Linked DNA regions of Homo sapiens: region 1 is linked to region 2. The links are chromatin loops, found by intact Hi-C in ENCODE. Cell type or tissue: sigmoid colon. All regions are shown on one strand. Links, peaks and the distances in the headings refer to the core of each region. The heading gives the core; the rest is flanking DNA.

Evidence for each region. Peaks named below come from ENCODE experiments on the same cell type or tissue, not always from the same donor. Only the 100,000 strongest peaks of a DNase experiment are listed, where the experiment ranks them.
Region 1: it touches region 2 in a loop (2.1-fold over the local background); 2 of 110 quality-filtered maps call a loop at or near these places.

What each region holds. Positions count from the first base shown.
Region 1 is chr17:65,778,742-65,784,011 of GRCh38, reverse strand. All of the region lies in intron 21 of CEP112 (centrosomal protein 112), which reads left to right. Among named protein-coding and RNA genes, the nearest start is that of AXIN2, 220 kb to the right of the region's middle. In sigmoid colon, for the core only: no CTCF peak of the experiment used is centred there; no DNase peak of the experiment used is centred there.
Region 2 is chr17:65,708,203-65,716,682 of GRCh38, reverse strand. All of the region lies in intron 23 of CEP112 (centrosomal protein 112), which reads left to right. Among named protein-coding and RNA genes, the nearest start is that of AXIN2, 150 kb to the right of the region's middle. In sigmoid colon, for the core only: no CTCF peak of the experiment used is centred there; a DNase peak (open chromatin) is centred at 4,232; H3K4me3 peaks cover 326 bases.

The DNA.
Region 1 (5,270 bases), core at 1-2,500, 70 kb before region 2:
ATCTTTATTGTCCACTTTATCTACATGTTATAAAATAATACCCAGGAAAGTTAAATGATTTGCCCATGGTCACACCACCCAGGTTGGTTTAACTTCATAGCCCATGCTGTTAACCACATGCTTTACTGCTTACCACCTGGCAACAGTTGAAATAGTCGATCAAAGGAACTTTATGTAATGAAAAAGATGGTGGAAGTAGATTTTAGGGTCTGGGTGATGGGAAATTCAACTATAAAGCAACAGAGCCAACTGGACACCTTATTTTTGTCAACTGAACGGGGAAATAAGACATGTTTTGTATGGGCATCATACTTATTGCTTTCAAACATTTTGAATATTATATTAAAATGAAGTGGCGAAGTAATTCAGCCTTGATGTAGATGATTCTGGAAAACTAGATACACTCTAAGTCATTTTATTTTATTTATTTTTATACAACAATTTTCTTATCCATTTATTGGTTGATGTACATTTGAATTGTTTCCACCTTTTAGCTATTGTGAATAGAAGTGTTATGATAAATTGTGTACAAGTATTTGTTTGAGTACCTGTTTTCAGTTCTTTGGAGTATTTACCTGGGTGGTAATTGCTGGGTCACATAAGAATTCTATGCCTAACTTTTTGAAAAACTTCCAAACTGTTTTCTACAACAGCTGAAACATTTTACATTTTTGTCAACAATCTAGGAGAGTTCAAATTTTGACACATTCTCATCAACACTTGTTATTCTCATCATCATCATTATTATTATTACTATTGCCATTCTACTGGGTATGTAGCAGTACCTCAATGTGTTTGATTTGCATTTATTTAATGACTAATGATGTTAAATAACTTTCAGGTGCTTTTAGCCTTCTGTGTATCTTGTTTTGAGAAATGCCTATTCAAGTTCTTTACCCATTTTTTAAATGTGAATTATTCTTTTTTTTTAAATATTTTCTTGAAAAGTAGTAAACTTTTAGTGCAGATAATGTATGTTGTCTTAAAAGTTTGCATAGTCTTATATTTCTTTTTCAATTTTATTTTTATTTTTTTTTCAACTTTTATTTTAGATTCAGTGGGTACAGGTACAGGTTTGTTACCTGGGTATATTGCGTGATGCTGAAGTCTATGGTACAAATGATCCTGTCACCCAGTTACTGAGCATAGTACTGAACAGTTAGTTTTCCCACCCCTACCCTCTTCTCCCTCCCACCTCTAGTAGTCCCCAGTGTCTATTGTTGCCATCTTTATGTCCATGAGTACCCAATGTTTAGCTCCCACTTATAAGTGAGAACATGTGGTATTTGCTTGGGCTAATGGCCTCCAGCTGTATCCATGTTGCTGCAAAGGACATGATTTCGCCCTTTTTGTGGCTGCATAGTATTCCATGGTATATATGTACCACATTTTCTTTATGCAATACACCATTGATGGGCACCTAGGTTGATTCCATGGTTTTGCTATTGTGAATAGTGCTGCAGTGAGCACTCATGTACATGTGTCTTTTTGGTAGAATGAATTACTTTCTTTTGGTTGTATACCCAGTAATGGGATTGCTGGGTCAAATGGTAGTTCCATTTTTAGTTCTTTGAGAAATCTCCAAACTGCTTTCCACAGTGTCTGAATTACTTTCCATTCCCACCAACAGTGTATAAGCATTCTCTTTTCTCTGCAGCCTCACCAACATGTTTTTTGACTTTTTAGTAATAGCCATTCTGACTGGTGTGAGATGGTATCTCATTGTGGTTTTGATGTGGATTTCTCTGATTAGTAATATGGGGCATTTTTTTTCATATGTTTGTTGGCCACTTGTATGTCTTCTTTTGAGAAATGTCTGGTCATGTCTTTTGCCCATTTTTTATGAGGTTGTTTTTTGTTTGAGTTGTTTAAATTCCTTATAGATTCTGGATGGACCTTTGTCAGATGCATAGTTTGCTAATATTTTCTCCTATTCTGTAGTGTGTCTGTTTACTCTGTTGGTAGTTATTTTGCTGTGCAGAAGATCTTTAGTTTAATTAGGTTCCACTTGTCAATTTTTGTTTCTGTTGCAATTGCTTTTGAAGACTTATTCATAAATTATTTCCCAAGGCCAAGGTCCAGAATGGTGTTTCCTGAGTTTTCTTCTAGGATTCTTATAGATGGAGGTCTTACATTTAAGTCTTTAATCTATCTTGAGTTAATTTTTGTATATGGTAAAAGGGATCCATTTTCATTCTTCTGCATATGGCTAGCCCACTATCTATATCCCAGCACCATTTTTTGAATACGGAGTTCTTTCCCCATTGCTTATTTTGGTTGACTTTGTTGAAGATTAGATGGCTGCAGATGTGCATCTTTATTTCTGTGTTCTCTATTCCATTCCATGAATCGATGTGTCTGTTTTTGTACCAGTACCATGCTGTTTTGGTTACTACAGCCTTATAGTATAGTTTGAAGCCAGGTAATGTGATCCCTCCAGCATTGTTCTTTTTGCTTAGGATTGGTTTGGTTATTTGGGCTTTTTTTTTTGTTCCATATGAATTTTATAACAGTTTTTTTTCCAATTCTGTGAAAAATGACATTGGTAGATTGATAGGAATAGCATTGAATCTGTAGATTGTAAAATGCCTTGGCAGTATGGCCATGTTAATGATATTGATTCTTCCAATCCATGATCATAGAATGTTTTTCCATTTGTTTGTTTCATCTATGATTTATTTTAGCAATGTTTGTAATTCTCCTCGCAGAGATCTTTCCCCTCCTATTTTTGTGAGTATGTAGCTATCGTAGATGAGATTGCATTCCTGATTTGGCTCTCAACTTGGATGTTATTGGTGTATAGAAATGCTACTGATTTTTGTACATTGATTTTGTATCCTTGAGTCTAGGTCATTTTAAATTAGAAACAGCTAATGCTTAAATCTCAAGAACGTCCTTTCAGCAGCTATTCTAAACTCAAAATAATCCAGTATAGGAAATAGAGCTTTTGTTAAGTATTGAGACCACTGTTTTATATTGAACTGTCTACAAATCTGACATAGCATAGCTTAGTGCAAATATATTTTATAAACTTTCCAATTAATATACATTACTTTTTTTCTTACCCAATTGAACCAAAAAGTAAAAAATTTTAAAAACAAAAAATAAGACATTATGAGCATGCCAAATTGGGGCATCTAATGCCTAGATTCAAAGCTTATAATTCAAATAATTTATTACTTGGCTGATTCATGTCATTTGATCATTGAACAATGTCACTATTTTTTAAATCTTTGAAGTCAAAATTTGACATAGGTGTTCTATCTGCTTCCTAAGAGTACTATACCACAGAATGGCCACTCATGTAAATTTTGTGTTAAGTATATTTAAAGTATACATTATGCTTATTAAAATTTGTTAAATACAGTAGTCAGTTTCCTTTGACATTTGTCAAATCACACATTAGATTTTAGTATAAAGTGTAACAGTGTCAAAGACTTAGAAAAATATTACAGAAGGTAGAGATTTTAAAAAAAATTAATTGACCCCATTTACATTTGGTCTTTGAGGATAAATTATTTTCTGCACATCAGAGAATAGTTGCTTCTTCCCTAGAGCAAAGTAAAGGTTTTTTTCTCCCTCATTCTCTTAAAGTTTGTATTTCAGCCCAAGTAATAAATGAGTTTCAGTTTCTGCGGCCTTTGCTTCAGAGAGCTTCTCTGAGGGTGAGCTTTGAAATATGATTAGATCTTAATTCTTTAACTATTTCCATAAGCTTGTTTCACAGTTTGCTTTCTTATTCAGTGAGCAGGGTGGGGAAATGCATGTAAATCTTATGTGATCATTTATGGGTGTTAGCCATGTAAATATATGTTGCAATGGTGAGAAAATTAGTCCTGAATTATAGTGAGAGAAGAAAATCAACTGTCCCATGCTATTCCTTAGGTTAACTGCCATTAAATAAATATTATAAAAGTCCACAAAACTGACCACAGTTACTAACTCTGTGTGGACAGGGAATGTATCCAGTACCAATAGACATATTCAGAAATAGGACCAAATTCAGGAATATATGGGCATTTCTTCTTAGAATGGATTCATCAGTATTTAATGAGAAACTCAGTAGGTCCAGTATTTAATGAGAAACTCAGTACTGAGTTTAATGGAAAACTCAGTAGGTCCAGTATAGGAAAAAGAGCTTTTGTTAAGTATTAGTAAATAGGGGTATTGATAAGCATACACTACAACACTTCTCAAAAACGGTCTTGTTTATTCCTTCTTTAATAAAGTATGTGGCTTTCCTATGGGATTCTTATAAAATGAATAGGCAGTGACAAAAACCTGAGCACTTGTAGTTCCTAATTATTAGCTTCTGTTTCTGGGTAAAGCAACCATCTAACATGATTCAGTCAATTTTCTAGAAACGAATTGAAACTGAGGAGTCACTAAATATGGATCAGTGACATTTGCAGATGTTTTGCTATTTAAACTAGTTTGCCATTTTCTTGAGTTGGGATTTATATGTAATGATGAAAAAGGACAAGAATTCTTGAATTAAAGTACCCTTTCCTGTGATGATGACATCAAACTGAGAACTTGTCCTTGACTTAAGATAAGATTCAAAAGTCTTAGGATACAACATCAAGAATAAGAACAATCTTATTCATACCTGACACTTAGTAGATAGTACACAAATGTTTGCTCACTTCCTACCACTCTCCTGTCTCGATTACTCTTTTCAAGAAGGGGCTTTCAAATTAGAAATGTGATAATCAGAAGTGTTGTAAATGACAGTCTGCCTACTACTTAATAGTAACTTGCTAGGAACAATTATTAGCTTTTGTGTTTTCAACTAAGTTAGTAAGATTTTATTGTTTAGTACAATGTTTGGGGAAGTTATAACTGCAATGTGAGAGTTTTTTCTTTGAATTGATATTAAATTATGTCTTTAAAAGGTTATTTTTTATCATCAACTTTCTTTAAATATTTGAATTATTTTTAAATGCCTTAAACTATTTATGGCATATAAAACAAATTGTTTACCAAGACAAAAAAATGCCTTTTTTTTTAAAGAGATAAGGTCTTGCTCTGTCACCCAGGGTGAAGTATAGTGGTGCAATCATAGCTCACTATAGGCTCCACCTCCTGGGCTCAAATGATCCTCCTGCCTCAACCTCCCAAGTAGCTGGGATTAAAAGTGCAAGTCACTGCACCCTGAAAGATGCCTTTTTTTGGGTAAATTTATGTCCAATTTTCATTTTACCCCAAATTCTCTTTTATCTCCACTTAGAAGAAATAACAAAAAATAAAAAGTATAGTAAATCATATTT
Region 2 (8,480 bases), core at 2,753-5,252:
TGAACACATTTTCCAACAGAAACATTATTATAAATGGTGGATGAGTCTCACGGTACAATTCGCACAATATAGTATTTCAGACACATAAAGGTTAAATAATCTTTTTCAGATTCAGGTCTTTCCCTAAAACTTTGACTTGACTCCAAGTAGTCCCTCCCCTGCCCCGCTCTACCTTCCCCGCTCAGTCTCTTTCAACCATCGAACTCTTAAAAGCATAGGGCTGGCTGGGCACAGTGGCTGACGCCTGTAATCCTAGCACTTTGGGAGGCCAAGGTGGGCGGATCACTTGAGGTCAGCCGTTCGAGACCAGACTGACCAACATGGTAAAACCCCATCTCTACTAAATATACAAAAAAAAATTAGCCTGGCATGGTGGCGGGCACCTGTAATCCCAGCTACTCGAGAGGCTGAGGCAAAAGAATTGCTTGAACCTGGGAGGTGGAGGTTGCAATGAGCCGAGATTGCGCCACTGTACTCCAGCCTGGGCGACAGAGCGAGGCTCTGTCTCAAAAAACAAAAAAAAAACAAAGAAAGAAAAAGAGTAGGGCTATGCCTATATTCTCTGCTTTTACCATGCGTTCGTTTCTTATTCTTTGCTTTATATCCAGTGCTCGGTTTGGTATAAGTACTCAGTACATTTTTGTTGAATGAAGAAATTGATTTGTTTATTTACATCTATCAACCAATAAAACTACATGCTTAGAAGTAATCAACTTCCTCCTACATATTTTTAGTATTAGCAACAGTAACAGTAGTACTGTAGTAGTCGTTGCTGTTCTTGTGATCATTGTTATGTGGGTGATGATTGTAAGGATAATGTTCATCACAAATCCCCCTAACTCCCCTGATCGGCATTCAACTCTGATAACCACCTCCTGGAAATCCTCTTCTCCCTTGACTCCCCAGATTCTACACTACACTTAAAATTTCTTGGCCAGGCGCAGTGGCTTACGCCTGTAATCTCAGTACTTTGGGAGGCCGAGGCGGGTGGATCACAAGGTCGGGAGATCAAGACCATCCTGGCTAACATGGTGAAACCCAGTCTCTACTAAAAAATATGAAAAATTAGCCGGGCGTGGTGGCGGGAGCCTGTAGTCCCAGCTACTCGGGAGACTGAGGCAGGAGAATGGCATGAACCCAGGAGGTGGAGCTTGCAGTGAGCCGAGATCACACCACTGCACTCCAGCCTGAGCGACGGAGCAAGACTCCGTCTAAAAAAAAAAAAATTTCTTTTATGGTTATTAATACATTTGCTGCCTCTTCTTTTCTCTTCAGGGACTCTAACTATAAATTCTGCCCCAAAGTTTTATGTTGTTTTTCTCTCTATTCTTTCTCTCTTAGCAAACTCACTCACTCCTACAATTTCAACTCTAATTCCTCTTGCAGAACAATCCCGACTGAGCACCTGACCCTGGCTTCTCTTCAGGTTCCAGACTGAATAGACACCTCTGCGTGGATGATCTTTTGGCCTCTAGAACTCAGCATATTTCCCCTCCATCCTTATTACTCCTGACTTAAATTGGACTGAGAGTGTCAGCTGACTTTTTCCCTTCTCTCTTCCTACATCACATGAGTTGTTTCCTGGCTCTGTATTACTCTTTTCCTTTCTGTTACCATTACCCTAATCCACTTTACACTTACTACTTCTCCCCTGGACTCTTCCTGGGTCTCCTTGCTCCTTCTGCTCCACCTGCTGCTTGTAGTATTACCGTTGCAAATAAGTCAATCATGTATCATCATTCAGGTCTATTCATACAGCTCCCCTACTCAAAAGCTTTCAACTGCTCCCCACTGCCTAACAGCTCCACTAGCCTGCCTACCCCTCATCCTCCATTGTACCTACATGTGCCCTAAACATCATCTAGGGTAGACTATTTTTTTCTGCCTAAATATACCAATATTTTCTTGTATATAAATATTTGGTAATGCTATTTTTACCAGAATATGGGATTGCTTAATTTTTCAGACTTGCATCAATTCCAAATAATAATACAATACTGTTGTGAGTAGTTGAATGGGTTTCCAAAATGGAGGTGAAGCTAGGAGAGAAAATGAAAGAACTGATAGTATGGCTAGGTACGCAGGTGGCTAATGAATGAAGACGGCAAAGTCATGTAATTTTTAGGAGCTGGGGAAAGCGATGCTAGGTCTGGGCTCACATTCTGAACTGACAGTAAGGTGACAAGAGTAAACCGACAGATATATATACTATTAAAGATGTTCATCTTCATTTAAATGGCTAATAATTATTAAAAAAAAACTTTGATATTCATATGGATCCAAAACTAATAAGATCCATAAAATATGTAGTGTTGACTTTTTCACATTTTGATCAGTTGGGTTATCACAGCCCAGAATAAATTAGATGTAACAAGCAGAATTAACTAAATATGTTACATCTTTACATTGTGGGCAAGATTTATGTACATATGTACATGAAGAGAGATATATACACATATACACACGTGTATATGTATATGTGTGTGTGTTTACCTATGTATGGAAGAGAGTGACAGGAGAGAGATGATGCTTGGAGCTCAAAGGGATACATTCTCTTGGGAATCATCAAACCTTTTTGAAGAGGGGAAGGTAGAGGATACTTGCATAATTTAGGCAAGGGGCATATTCAAGGCTTAGAGAACTGACATTCAAAGGCTCCTTTCAAAGTGTGGCCTAAAAAAGAAAACAAAATCCAATTGACAGATGAAGACTGGCCAGACCGAGAGAGAAGAGGTGGCTTTGGTGTTCTTCAGCTCCTTGGAGATGAATTTATGGAAGAAGGAAAGTCAATCGACGGCTGGGCGTGGTGACTCACTCCTGTAATCCCAGCACTTTGGGAGGCCGAGGCGGGCGGATCACGAGGTCAGGAGATCGAGACCATCCTGGCTAACATGGTGAAACCCCGTCTCTACTAAAAATACAAAAAAAATTAGCCAGGCGTGGTGGCTGGTGCCTGTATTCCCAGCTACTTGGGAGGCTGAGGCAGGAGAATGGTGTGAACCCAGCAGGCAGAGCTTGCAGTGAGCTGAGATCGTGCCACTGCACTCCATCCTGGGCGACAGAGCGAGACTCCATCTCAAAAAAAGAAAAAAAGAAAGTCAATTGACTTGACGTGAGAGGGAATAATAGCTGTTAAAGAAATGGAGGGATTGAAACGAACTATTATTTGTGAAATATTTGAATTTTGCCTTCACAAGAGTATGTTTTCTAGGAACCAATGTGTAGCACAACACTTTGGTACAGCTCTTAAAATAAATTCTAAATTGTTCTTTAGACAGTATAGGTTTTCATTAGCTATATTTAGATTTTATTATGTTTTTGTTTCCAAAGTTAATATAATTTGTATCCTGTGCAGATTTGGATTTGCTGTTCCCCAGAATAAAAACAGCAATTTCAGAAGGCTACGTAATAATTTTAATGATTTCCACAGGTTCTAATTGTCTGCCTACCTGGTAACCCCCCGGACCACCACTAGCTGGTAGAAAGACACACCCTACTCACATATTATGCATTTCCATAAAGCTGCCAGAATCCTGAGTTGCCATGTACTGTCTACCTACCTTTCTGTAAAGCACAGCAATGGAAACAGTATGCAGGGAAAGTGAGAATGACCAATGTATGGTGATTATACTGTGGTTTCAGTTGTCAGTGTGCTATACTTTGAATGTGTTTTCCAATTATTTTGTGCCTTATGTCTGCCATTCTTACTTTTTATGTCCAGTTTTCTCTTTCCTGACCCAACATTAGCCAATTTTGCTTGGCGAAGGTGATTTTTGGCATGAATGCAAGCCTCATTATAGTTCTGCACTGCCGATAAGCACAGCTCTCTGCCTTACTTGGTTCTTGCTTTTGAGTATCGCCCACAGCACCCACCTACACAGAGGGCAAAGTCTTTGTTCACATCTCCTCATCAAAAGTGAAAATTAGAGCAGGACCCAGACAGTTCTAACCCAACTTACTTTCTAGTACTATTTTGGTCACTATTTACATTTGCTGGTGAAAAAAGCAGAGGGTTTTTTTTGTTGTTGCTCAAAGCCCTTTTGAAGCCCCACAGCACAGCAGAAATTATATGTTTGTCTGGGCTTTGCCAGTCAGATAGAAGAGGGCGGTAACTACATGATGAGGATAGTGACGCGAATAGCCCTGTCCTGTTTTATGTTATTTCTGCAAGCATTTTTAATATGCCATAAATCAAAAGTACTTGAAACTATTTCTGCCTGAGATATAAGCAATGTTAGCCGTCATTTCTCCAGGCAGCGTTCCACCTGACATATAAATACAGAATATTTCAGTCTCCTTAGAGATCTAAAAGAAGTGGATAAGGAGGTGTTTATTTTTTGTTCCGCTATTCATCTTCTGTATATCATAGCCATGAATTACAGAAGAAATGATCATAATTGCCCCATGGCGGCCAGACCATTAATTTCATACTCTGATTTTCCTTACTTATGGCATCTCAAAAATTATTTTGTTGAGCACAGTGGGCATTCAAGTACCTATCCATTAAATGAACAGAGGGTGGTGGTAAGTCTCCCTTTCAACATGCTGACTCTCAGATGTTGGTGTGAGGGTGGCAGTGCCCTCTGACCAAGCAGGGAAGGGCTGCTGGGCATGCAGCACTCGCAGCAGTCGATGGACTCTGTGATGCAAATTAACCTGAGCAGTAGGTGCCTCTGGCTGTGGGGAAAGTGATAGTGGTGTTTTATTTTTGCTTTGTTTCTACCCTTGTACTTTGCCAAAATGCATGCAGTGAGTACATGCTACTTTGGTAATGGGCAAAGTGTCGGGGGAGTTATGTGTTCAGTCGTGTGGTTGTTTGGTAACGGACGTGGTACCTGAAACAGAAAGTGGAATCTGTCTGCTCTACCAGAAGATCGTGAATGAGCTCCCAACCCTCTTGCACTTCTTGTACTTTATTGCCATTTGTTCATTTTTGTGACTATAGCAGGGGGAGATAGAGGGAATGGAAATTTATGTTAAAAATGTTTTGACTTCACAAATGCTTTGACTCAGGCATTTGATAAAATCTTGATGAATTTCTAAAAAGCTGGAGAGTGCCAGCTTGGTCAGCAGTATACAGTTAGATGGCCCTAATATAGAGTTTCCATAAGAAAAATAATCACAAAAACTTAACAAAAGTGTGATATATAACATATAGGTAAATATGGTTGCCCATTTCTTATTCCCCAGTTGTGATAAAATAGCAACTAACATCTATTGAGCTCTTATATGTGCTAACATTGTGTTTTTATGTAATAATCCTCATGTCCACCATATGAGATAGGTACTGTTATTATTCCTTTATTTACAAATGAGTAAACTGAGGCCCAGAAAAATGTAAATAACTTGCCCAAAGTCACATGACTAGCAAAGAGTTGGAGCAGAGATTCCAACTCAGGCAGCCAGACTGGAAACCTTGAATGCTTCATTACTCTACCATGCATTTGAAGGTTTCACCACTAGACTAATGACCTCTCTAATACTAGAAACTCAATTGATCGTATGACAGTTGAATTTAGTGCTGGGAGATGACCTCTCAAATGTCTTGCTGTGATATAGATGAAAACATGGGTTCAAAGAGGTCACATGTCCTGCCTCCAGCCACGCTGCTAGAGAGAAAGTGAAGCTCCAGTTCGCCACCCACTCGTCGCCACCAACGAGCCATGCTGTCTCACCCAGGAATGCCATGACAAGCAGTTGACTGTCATTACATGAACCTGTTTGTGTTTTGTCTTATGTCTCCACAGGAATTAATTAGTTTTTAGACAGAAGCGCCCAGTTTTCACTTTTTAATGAAGGTTGCCACTTTGGAGCCCAGCTCATGACAGAAAAGACCAACAGCAGAAAGTCCTTATTTAGAAAAGAGCGGGGACGCAGAGTAAGCTGGGACCTGGATGGCCAGTGCACTTCTTAAGCTACAGAGAAACCTAGACCTCCCACTGTGACATCCAGCCTGCCACGAGCCTTAACACCAATGCTCTCTTGCCTTCATATCTTCAGTTCCTCTTACATAAGAGGTTTCTATGGAAAATACCTCTAGGTTTGTGACGAAAGTATCTGACATGAGGCTTCTGCACACACAGACATGTTGGATTGGGAGAAGTTAGCACTGGTGTTAAACATACCATTTAGGGCAAGGAAAGGCCAGGAAATGAAATATTTGTTGACTTTATTACTTCCTTGCTGTCTTACACGCATACAAATATCATGGGCTCATACCTCACCAAATCCCTAAAAGTATTTCAGGTGACTTAGAGAGATGCATATGGTACAAAAGGATAAAAATTAATAAGAAAATCACAGAAAAAAAGATATGAAAATAATATGAAATCAAGAATAGAATTCATAAACAAAATGCCTGCCATGAAGTCCAATAAAGCTGCTATAAGGAGAGCTCCATGTTTGGCCTGGGCTTCATAGCAGCTAAAGACAAGAAGAAATCGAATTTCAGTAGCCCGTGTCCTTAATAGAAACCAAGTCAAGTGCTCAGGAGAAGCACAGCTTTTCCTAGCACTGACACCAGAGAGGAATTTCAGCTGTAGGACCCTCATGAAGGGTGCACTGTATAAGTGCTTCTCACACCTGAATGTGCCTGCAGGTCACCTGGGAATTTTGTTAAGATGTAGGCTCTGATGCTGTCAGTCTGGGGTAGGGCTCAAGATCCTACAACGCTGCTGGCTCTCAGAGCAGGCGTTGAGTAGCAAGTATATATGCCATGCTTAGGGGTCTGAAATTATTCTGTAGATAGAGCAGAACTACTGATGATTTTTCAGCAGAGGATCTCAGTCAGGTTTGTTTTGGAAAGATCATTGGTAGCAATGTAGAAGACATTGCAGAGCAAAGAAAGATCAGTGGAAGAAAAACTGTAAGATGTAGCTGATGTTCTTAAGAATATTCTTAAAGGAAAAGCAGTATCAAGTTTCTCAGAGCTATTTTGTATAATGCCGCTCAATGTGGACTGATGGCACACACCTAAAGCACATGCTTCCACCTGGAACCAGATGATGGTTTTATCCATGAATTAAAATTTGAATATTGATATGGTTTTGCAGTGTCCCTGCCCAAATCTCATCTTGAATTGTAGCTCCTATAATTCCCACGTGTTGTGGGAGGGACCCAGTGGGAGATAATTGAATCATGGGGGCAGTTCCCCCATACGGTTCTCATGGTAGTGAATAAGTCTCACGAGATCCGATGGTTTCATAAGGGGAAACCCCTTTCACTTGGCTCTCATTCTCTCTCTTTTCTGCCTCCATGTAAGATGTCCCTTGCTCTTCCGCCGTGATTGTGAGGCTGCCCCAGCCATGTGGAACTGTGAGTCAATTAAACCTCTTTCCTTTATAAATTATCCAGTCTCAGGTATGTCTTTATCAGCAGTGTGAAACCAGACTGATACAAATATCTAAGAATTGTTGTAACATATATATTGCAAATCTTTATTAATGTTAGTTAATTAAAGTAATCTTTTTATTATAATTAGGCCGCAGATTTGATGTTTTACTCTCTTGCAAGAACCTGGAGTTCAGGCAGCTTATTTCCCTATAAAGGGGAGATTATTGTTATTTTGACCTTTATCTGCAGAAGGGAGATGAGAGTGAAGAGGAGTATTCATCCAGCAGGCCAAGAAAAATGCACAGAGACCTGCAACAAAGAGCTGAAGCCGGGGAAATAGGATAAAACAGACGTTGAGGGATACTCCCAGAGGAGAACAGAATATAACAAGTAGGAGGGTGAGGCCAGGAGACACCTACACATCCAGTCCAATCTTAGTCATCATTAGGGACATTGGTGTGTGAGGCAGGCACCACGACCACCCCACTGGGGTTCAAGTCCCTGGGTCAAAGACAAACAGGAAGTAAAAGTACCTTGATGATAGGTCAAATAACGGTGTTCTGGAATCCTTTAGATATGTCTTGCCTTACGTTAAATTGCTCTTAAGAACCATTTAAATTTCGGTTGAGAACGATCTAAATGTTTTAAAACTTTGTCTGCAGTTTAAAGTGACTGTAGGACTAGAGTGACCTGAAAAATCAAGGCACCCTTCTGAATTTTCACCAAGGGGCAAGAGAAGAACTGTCTCCACTAAGCAGGATTAAAGGAACAGTGGGAGATGAGAGAGAGAAGCTTCTACGATTACACTCAGGGAGTCCTACAGAGCCAACGTGCCAGTTTCATATGAATAGGAAAAAGACGTGGAAAGAAGGCACTGTGCTAATAGTGGTTATATCTGAGTGCAGGAATTATGGAAATCTTTTTCCCTCTTAATGCTTTTCCATTTTTCTTCAATTAGCCTGTATTATTTTATAATCTGAGGTAAAACATAAATTTTTAAAATTGATATTAGGTCCTAAAATAGGGTTTGATCCCTTAGTGGGAGATCAAATGGACTTAGCATTTCAGAAATTGGACTGACAAACCATACTAACAGCACATCAATGGGGAAATAGAATTTTTGAGAATTAATTTTAAAAGTCAGATTT